2 separate regions of the Homo sapiens genome follow, and region 1 is linked to region 2. A link is an interaction called in ENCODE POLR2A ChIA-PET data of the cell type or tissue named here. Cell type or tissue: PC-9. All regions are shown on one strand. Links, peaks and the distances in the headings refer to the core of each region. The heading gives the core; the rest is flanking DNA. Region 1 overlaps RNF220 (ring finger protein 220). Region 2 overlaps ARMH1 (armadillo like helical domain containing 1).

The links. Peaks named below come from ENCODE experiments on the same cell type or tissue, not always from the same donor. Only the 100,000 strongest peaks of a DNase experiment are listed, where the experiment ranks them.
Region 1: POLR2A ChIA-PET joins it to region 2 with 14 read pairs; 8 of 35 experiments call an interaction of 5 or more read pairs at or near these places.

What each region holds. Positions count from the first base shown.
Region 1 is chr1:44,650,948-44,655,331 of GRCh38, forward strand. It overlaps RNF220 (ring finger protein 220), which reads left to right. Exons shown (of 15, transcript NM_018150.4): 15 at 1-776. TMEM53 (transmembrane protein 53) reads right to left here. Exons shown (of 3, transcript NM_024587.4): 3 at 2,300-4,262. The coding sequence ends at 3,612. Among named protein-coding and RNA genes, the nearest start is that of SNORD145, 18 kb to the right of the region's middle. In PC-9, for the core only: CTCF peaks have their summits at 2,082 (motif pointing left) and 2,297; a DNase peak (open chromatin) is centred at 2,094.
Region 2 is chr1:44,701,279-44,705,662 of GRCh38, forward strand. It overlaps ARMH1 (armadillo like helical domain containing 1), which reads left to right. Exons shown (of 12, transcript NM_001145636.2): 6 at 2,811-2,895. It overlaps LOC105378690 (a long non-coding RNA gene), which reads right to left. Exons shown (of 5, transcript XR_007066059.1): 4 at 1-317. Among named protein-coding and RNA genes, the nearest start is that of RNU5F-1, 18 kb to the right of the region's middle. In PC-9, for the core only: no CTCF peak of the experiment used is centred there; a DNase peak (open chromatin) is centred at 2,103.

The DNA of each region.
Region 1 (4,384 bases), core at 102-4,101, 50 kb before region 2:
AGAGTAGAGGCTGTGGCCCAGGCACTACCTGCTGGCTCCCACCTATGGTTTGGGGGCCATACCTGTTCCAGCTCTGTTCCCAGGGTGGGGCAGGGAGGTGGGGGTTGGGGGAGTAGTGGGGCACGGCTCCTAAGATCCAGCCCCCATACTGACAGACGGACAGACAGACATGCAAACACCAGACTGAAGCACATGTAATATAGACCGTGTATGTTTACAATGTTGTGTATAAATGGGACAACTCCTCGCCCTCTACCTGTCCCCTCCCCCTTTGGTTGTATGATTTTCTTCTTTTTTAAGAACCCCTGGAAGCAGCGCCTCCTTCAGGGTTGGCTGGGAGCTCGGCCCATCCACCTCTTGGGGTACCTGCCTCTCTCTCTCCTGTGGTGTCCCTTCCCTCTCCCATGTGCTCGGTGTTCAGTGGTGTATATTTCTTCTCCCAGACATGGGGCACACGCCCCAAGGGACATGATCCTCTCCTTAGTCTTAGCTCATGGGGCTCTTTATAAGGAGTTGGGGGGTAGAGGCAGGAAATGGGAACCGAGCTGAAGCAGAGGCTGAGTTAGGGGGCTAGAGGACAGTGCTCCTGGCCACCCAGCCTCTGCTGAGAACCATTCCTGGGATTAGAGCTGCCTTTCCCAGGGAAAAAGTGTCGTCTCCCCGACCCTCCCGTGGGCCCTGTGGTGTGATGCTGTGTCTGTATATTCTATACAAAGGTACTTGTCCTTTCCCTTTGTAAACTACATTTGACATGGATTAAACCAGTATAAACAGTTGCTGCCTGTGTGTTATGTGTGTGGGGTGGTGGGGGAGCTAACTAGGGGAGGTGGGCTGAGGCAGTTAAGGGGTTAATTCCTGGTGGCAGGATGGGGGAAAGGACTTAGCTATAGGTGTATGACACTGTGCAGGGTTGGTCTGCTCTGGGGCCGTGGAGCATTTGGTTTGGAGGGGGGTGGGGCTGGGGATCTGGGCTCCTGACTATTGATGGGTAGGGGCTCTAGGTTAATTCTTTATCGATGCAGAATCGTCAGCTCATTAATCACAGAAGAGGTCAGAGCTTGGGGGTACAGAGGGGATGCAAGCTCTATCCCCCAACCTAGGCTAGGAGTGGCCACAAGCTTGGGTACAAACACAAGCCCCAGGCCTCTATCCCTTTCTGGTCCCCTGAAACATACCAGAGACCACAGTGGGATCACCCTATCAGCCTCCCAGGCTTTTGTTCTATTCTCCAAATGTATCTCTAGTGACCATCATCCCAGTGTAGCTACTGCCTAGATTCTCAAATGGAAAGAATGGAAACCCTATTATCCAGGATGGACCTTCAAGTCTCCCATGTGCTCAGAGAACCAAGGCTGGAGAGATGGCACTTTGACCCCCACAGCTCCCCACTGCCAGTGAGGTAGCTCAGCTTCCTAGATGCCTCCCAGGCAGGTGCTAAAAGTTACATGTAAGTCTTCACCCACAACAGAAAGCTGTTTGGAGAAAAACAGTCAAGGCCCCAGAGTAGCCCCATGACTCCAGACTTGCTTTGACACCTTGCACACCAGGCCCATCTGCCCAAATCCCCAGCCTTAGTTGCCCATTTTCTCTGGGATACCCACAGTGAATTCCTCAGAATTGGGTCCAGTTGGCAGCTCCTGCCACCCTTTGCACCCAGATGAAGCACAGACAAGTCCCCCTTGGAGCCCAGCAAAGGCCCTTCACAGCTCCACGCCCAGTTTGATGGCACCCAATATCCTGAACACAGGGATCCTGGGGATGTACACAGCCTCTGTCGAGGCGGGTGGAACAGCTCCAGCGATGGCTGAGGGTTTGGGAAAGAAACAGGTTTGGAAGAGAAGAGTGGGTAGGTGAGGGCAACGGAGAGATGAAGAGGAGGCTCTTAATGCCCAGTTCCTGTCAGGCCGACTTCTTTGATGTCTTTAGTCTCCCCTCCCACAAGCTTGGACTCAGTAGGTCCTTGATGGCTGGTTACTGCCACCCTGGGGGCCATATGGTCTCTAAAAGGGGCCATTAACCCAGAGTGAGGGCATTCCACTGAAGCCCGCCCTGCTGTGGGAGCCTTGAGCTGTCTCATGGCACAGGCTGCACTGCCACCTGTTGGCCATGGCTAGGAATGCAGCCACACAGCATGGGAATCCCTGCCACCATAGTGGGGACTCACCAAGGACTGATGGGATGCAGACAGAACGCGGCTCTGGGGACAAAGGATCCATCATCCCCAAGAGTCAGCTCCCATCCAGAGCTTTTCTAGCCATCTCCTTCACTGCCCCCTAAGCCCCGTGATCACCACGGTAAGCTCATTCAATCAAATATTTATTGAATACCTACTATATGCCAACATTGTGCAGTAGTGACTTCTAGAATGATCAATGATACTGAACTATCAGGCTGAATTCACCTCTTCTGCCTAGAGAGTATCTAAGTGGGTCTCCCTTCCAGAAGATGAAGGAGTTTGCTATTTCAGCCCAAATCCCCTTACCCTGGTTCTGGTCTTTAGGGCTTGGGAGTTAGCTCATCCCAGCTCCTGTTACAATGCTGCTGCCTTCCTGCCCCCCACTGTCTCTGGCAACTTTCAGCTTGCAACTTTCCCAGACCCAGCGGCTTCCTAGCAAAGTGTGGTAGAGCCAGGCAGGCCCCTAACCTCAGCTCCTCATCTGGCTTCTACCTCAGACTCCCAGGCAATGGGGTCAGAGGAGCCTCTCTGAGTGAACTGCCAAGTGGGAGCCATGTGAATGGTACTTTACACTGTAGGGCTTCGCCCTGCTGGAGCAAAGATCATAGCCCCTATCCGCAGCCTGACGCTACCCCTGACCGATATACCTTCCCTCTGGCATCTCCCCACAAAGGTCACCTTCCATTCAAGGAATCAAAACTCAACTCTGGTAACAGGCACAAAGTTTCAGTTATGCAAGATGATGAAGTTCTGAATTATGCAAGATGCAAGACTATTCAGTTCTAGAGGTCTGCCGTGCACATAATCTCTTAAATTTTAAGTATCGTACACACTTACAATTTTGTTAGGTGATCTTGGCCAGGCGCGGTGACTCATGCCTGTAATCCTAGCACTTTGGGAGGCTGAGGTGGGAGGATCACTTGAGCCTGGGAGGTTGAGGCTGCAGTGAGCCATGATTGCACCATTGCACCCCAGCCTAGGTGACAGAGTGAGACCCTGTCTTGAAATAAATAGATAAATAAATAAGTAAAGAAAAAAAGAGAGTAGGTCTCATATTAAATGTTCTTACCAGAGTTTAAATTTTAAAAAATCAACTAGGGCTCACCCTCAACACCCCCCTCCATTTGTCAACCTCTACAGCCTGCATGCCACAGGAATCAGCAGCCTGACTGTTGCACTTGTCCAAACACAACTGACTGCAAGGCTCCCACAGACACATGCCCAGGCACTCCTGCCCCTTAGGATTCTGTGGTAAGCAGACCACCAGCAGACAGAGGCCCCCAGGAGACAGGCCCATAGGAATTTTCTACTTAGGGGACCGCAAAGTCCCAAAGGGCTACAGGGAGTTGAACGAGAAGAGTGCCCGACAGATTGCAGGTTGTGGGGAGGTGTCAGGCATTTATTTCTGGAGCAGAGGTGAGATGGAGCAATGGCCTCAGCAGCGGACGCAGTTGCGCATGAAGTCGACACAGAGGCTTGTGTAGTAAGTAGGGTAGTCACGGAGGTGGCTGACGTGTGCAGATGACACGAAATCCACAGAACGCGCCAGGACCCGGCGTGCCAGGCGTGCCTCCACCATGCGTTCTATGTCTCTGGCCAGGACTACTTCGTCAGCCCTCGAGTAGAGGTAGAGCTCGGGCCAGCGAGAGCCCGCGTCCTGTAGCCTGTCATAGAAGTGGGTGTGGAAGAGGGCTGTGATGGGAGCAAGCAGGACGTGGAACAGGACGACCACCAGGGCAAAGGCCACCAGCAGCAACAGGCGCAGCATGGCGGCCCGGCGCTCCAGGATGGCTGCCAGGGCCCGCAGAGCCCCTACCAGGTTGCTGTCACCAGGAGCGCTGTCAAAGATGGTGCCCACCACACGCAGGCGGCAGAAGCGACGGGTCTGCAGGAGCTCCAGCACGTAGCGGTACAGCATGACGCCACCGTTGCTGAAGACATGGAAGAGCAGGGGCTCCTTCTCAATCTCATAATCAAAGAGCAGCTCGAGCAGCTTCTGGGCCAAAACACGAAGTGAAGGGATACCCAGTGACTCGGAGAAGAAGACCATGTGCCACGGGGCTGTGTATCGGATTACGATGCAGCCCTGGGGAGAGAGGCCTGGTCAGTCCTCACAGATGAGGTGGGGGTAGTGGGTACAAGCTAAGGTCAGAGGGGCCCAGCAACCCCAGCCTGTAGGACATAGGCCATGGGGCCCACAGCGTCAGC
Region 2 (4,384 bases), core at 269-4,268:
GCAGAGAGTTCATGCCTCCCAGCAGAGTGATTTGTCCTGTTTACTTAAGGATCAGAAAGATGTTGGCAGACTTAAAAGTGGTTGAGACAAGCAACAAGGATGATGAAAGGGCTGTAGAAAAGATTAAAGGAGTCGATTTGATAGGGAAAGAATAATGGTGCATTTGTAGACAGCATGTAAGTGAAGAGGCCAGATCTCCAGTGCTGGGGAAGGCTTTTTTTTTTTTCTTGTTGGCTTTTGCCCTTCTCTCAGACAGTACCCTCGGATGCAAGTGAAAACCGAATTTGGGGCACGGTGAGCATACGAAGACATCGTACCTAGTAAAGAGGGGATAGAGGCTTAAAAAGTGGCTTTAAGATGAACCATCAGACCGGGTGCAGTGGCTCAGGCCTGTAATCCCAGCACTTTGGGAGACTGCAGTGGGTGGATCACTTGAGGTCAGGAGTTTGAGATCAGCCTGGCCAACATGATGAAACCCTGTCTCTACTAAAAATACAAAAATTAGCTGGGCATGGTGGTGCACACCTGTAATCCCAGCTACTTGGGAGGCTGAGTTCAGAGGATGGCTTAGCCTGAGAGGCAGAGGTTACAGTGAGCCAAGATCATGCCACTGTACTCCCTGGGCAAAAAAGTGAGACTCGTGTCAAAAAAAAAAAAAGGCAAATTCAAAAATAATAATAACTGGCTGTGGTGGCATGTGCCTATAGTCCCAGCTGCTCGGGAGGCTGTGGTGGGAGGATCGTGTGAGCCCAGGAGTTCGAGGCTGCAATGAGCTATGATGGCACCACTGCACTCCAGCCTGAGTGATAGAGTGAGACCCTGTCTCTAAAACAATTTTAAAAACAGATCAGATTATCATTATTATCTTATTTCCACAGTTCCCAGTTATTAAGTGCCTCATACATGCCAGCCACTGTGTTAGGGGCTTATCTACACGCTCTCTCTTAGTCTTCACTATAGCTGACGGAGGCAGATACTATTCTCCCTTTTTCAAAGATGGTGGAGCTGAGCTCAGGAAAGTGTGTTAAGTGACTTACCCAAGGCCGCATGCTAAGTAAAAGGTGTTTACCAATCGAGAATTTAAATCCACCCTCTCCTACGTCCTTATTCTTTCCACATACCACTCTGCCTCTTCAAAAAAGGGCAATGACAGGGCCGGGCGCAGTGGCTTACTCCTGTAATCCCAGCACTTTGGGAGGCCGAGGTGGGTGGATCATGAGGTCAGGAGTTCAAGATCAGCCTGGCCAGCATGGTGAAACTCTGTCTCTACTAAAAATACAAAAATTAGCTGGGCGTGGTGGTGTGTGCCTGTAATCCCAGCTACTCGGGAGGCTGAGGCAGGAGAATTGCTTGAATCCAGGAGGCGGAGGTTGCAGTGAGCCAAGATTGTGCCACTGCACTCCAGCCTGGAGACACAGCGAGACTCCATCTCAAAAAAAAAAAAAAAAAAGAAAAGAAAAGAAAAAGAAAGAGGGCAATGACAGTGATAGAAGAAAAATAGGGTTGGAAAATCAAGGGAAAAGAGTTTCCGTAAGGAGGACATGATCAGCTGGGGTCAGATGCAACAAAGTCATTCAGTAAGGGTAGAATAGAAAGATAGTCCCAGCAGGAAAAGTTTTGGTGAGTTAGGAGACTGTCTATGGCAGGAAAAATTAAATCGCAGCAGCCCATCAAAGGATGAATAGGGGATGAAGAAGTGGCTTCTCTTGGGAGGCTTAGATGTAAAGGGAAAAAAGAGCAATAGCAAAGGAGAAGACAGAGTTGAAGGACGATGTTGTTAAATATGGATGAGCTTGAGGATGTTTAATGCTAAAAGAAAAGAACCAATGCATGGGTAAAGTTTGAGGAGAGAGGAAAAAGGGGGCTGTCTGATGGGATGAGGTTCCTGAGGAAGAGAAGATTTTAGGATCTTGAATGAGTTCCATTCTCCTTGCCCTGTGTCCTCTCTCCCCCAATCAGAGTAGCCGGCCTTGTTCCTGCACCTCTAGCAGGTAGCCTCATTTAATGCCTCCTGAGCTAGAGAGTTCAGTGGCAGCCTCAGCCTAGGCCCAGTGACTCACCACTGCCCTCCCTCCCTCTCCCCATTCACCCAGGCACCTGGCTGTTTGGAAGTCTGCGTTTCCTTTCTAACAGGTAGACAAGATCTAAAGACTAACCACCTTGGGCGGGCACAGTGGCTCATGCCTGTAATCCCAGCACTTTGGGAGGCTGAAACGGGTGGATCACTTGAGGTCAAGAACTCGAGACCAGCCTGGTCAACATGGGGAAACTCCGTCTCTACTAAAAAAAAAAAAAAAAAAATTAGCTGGGCATGGTGGCGGGCACCTGTAATCCCAGCTACTCAGAGGCTGAAGCAGAAGAATCGTTTGAGCCCAGGAGGCGGAGGTTGCAGTGAGCCGAGATCGCGCCACTGCACTCCAGCCTGGGTGACAGAGTGGGAATACATCTTTTTCTTTTTTCTTTTCTTTTTTTTGAGACGGCTCTGTTTCCCAGGCTGGAGTGCAGTGGCGCGATCTCGGCTCACTGCAAGCTCTGCCTCCCGGGTTCACGCCATTCTCCTGCCTCAGCCTCAGGAGTAGCTGGGACTACAGGCGCCTGGCACCACGCCCAGCTAATTTTTTGCATTTTTAGTAGAGACAGTGTTTCACTTTGTTAGCCAGGATGGTCTGGATCTCCTGACCTCGTGATCTGCCCACCTCGGCCTCCTAAAGTGCTGGGATTACAGGCGTGAGCCACCGCACCCGGCCGGGAATCCATCTTTAAAAAAAAAAAAAAGACTAACCACCTTGTCCTGTTGTCTGTCTGGTCAGCCAATCATTGGGACCACACACCCCAGCATCGTGGACTGCGTGCTGAAGGTGCTGGGCACGATGCACCTGGAAGTCCAGTATGAAGGTAGGGAGCCTCCAGATTGCAGAAGGGGGCACCGAGAGCCAGACATATCAGCTCTCAAAAGCTTTCTCTTAGTCACAAAGAGCCTTGATGTTGAGTGTCTGAGACAGCCTTGGCAGATGGAAGATGCTGGTTCAGAAAATGTCAGTCACACCTATGCCTTGCGTCAACCACAGGGTGCCTAGGGTGCCTGAACGGTTACGAGAATCTGCCTGGGTCCAGAGCTGGCTCTGGCTCCCAGTCTTATGTGATGCTTCCTGGCTAAACAGAAATCACCCTGAGGAATGTCCTTCTTCTAAGAAACTAAACTGAATAGTCGTAGTATTTGGTTGGTTGTTTTTGCTGGGTTTTTTTTTTTTGAGGCAGGGTCTTGCTTTGCTGCTCAGGCTGGAGTGCAGTGGTACCATCATAGCTCACTGTGGCCTCAAACTCCTGGGCTCAAGATATTCTCCCTCCTCAACCTCCCAAGTAGCTAGGACCACAAGTGTGCACTACTACATCCATCTAACTTTTTAATTTTTTGCAGAAACGAGGTCTCACTATGTTGCCCAGGCTGGTCTTGAACTCCAGGCCTCAAGCGATCCTCTCACCTCAGCCACCCAAAGTGCTGGGATTACAGGCATGAGCCACTGCACCCGGCCAGGAGCTTTTATTTATTGAGAACTTTTTTTTTTTTTTTTTTGAGACGGAATCTCGCTCTGTCATCCAGGCTGGAGTGCAGTGGCGCAATCTCAGCTCACTGCAAGCTCTGCCTCCCGGGTTCACACCATTCTCCTGCCTCAGCCTCCCAAGTAGCTGGGACTACAGGCGCCTGTCACCATGCCCGGCTAATTTTTTATATTTTTTAGTGGAGACGAGGTTTCGCTGCGTTAGCCAGGATGGTCTCGATCTCCTGACCTCGTGATCCACCCGCCTCGGCCTCCCAAAGTGCTGGGATTACAGGCATGAGCCACCGCACCCGGCCTATTTATTGAGAACTTCTATGTGCCAGCCACTTTCCATACATCACCTCATTTACTTCTCAAAATAACCATAAGAGGCCAGGCATGGTGGCTCACGCCTGTAATTCCACCATTTTGGGAGGCCGAGGCAGGCGGATCACCTGAGGCCAGGAGTTTGAGACCAGCCCGGCCAACACAGCAAAACCCCGTCTCTACTAAGAATACAAAAAAATTAGCCAGGGGTAGTGGCATGTGCCCATAATCCCAGCTACTTGAGTGGCTGAGGCATGAAAATCACTTGAACCTAGGAGGCGGAGGTTGCATTGAGCCGAGATCTCGCCACTGCACTCCAGCCTGGGTGACAGAGCAAGATTCTGTCTCAAAAAAAAAACAACAAAACAACAGCAATAACAACAAAATAACCATAAGAGTACAAACCCTGGTACATATTAGGTATTCAAATGTTTCCATGAATGAATGGTAAAGATACGTATTTTTATGTTTTTCAAGATACAACAATAAAGCACAGAGAGATTAAGTATGCTTCCCAA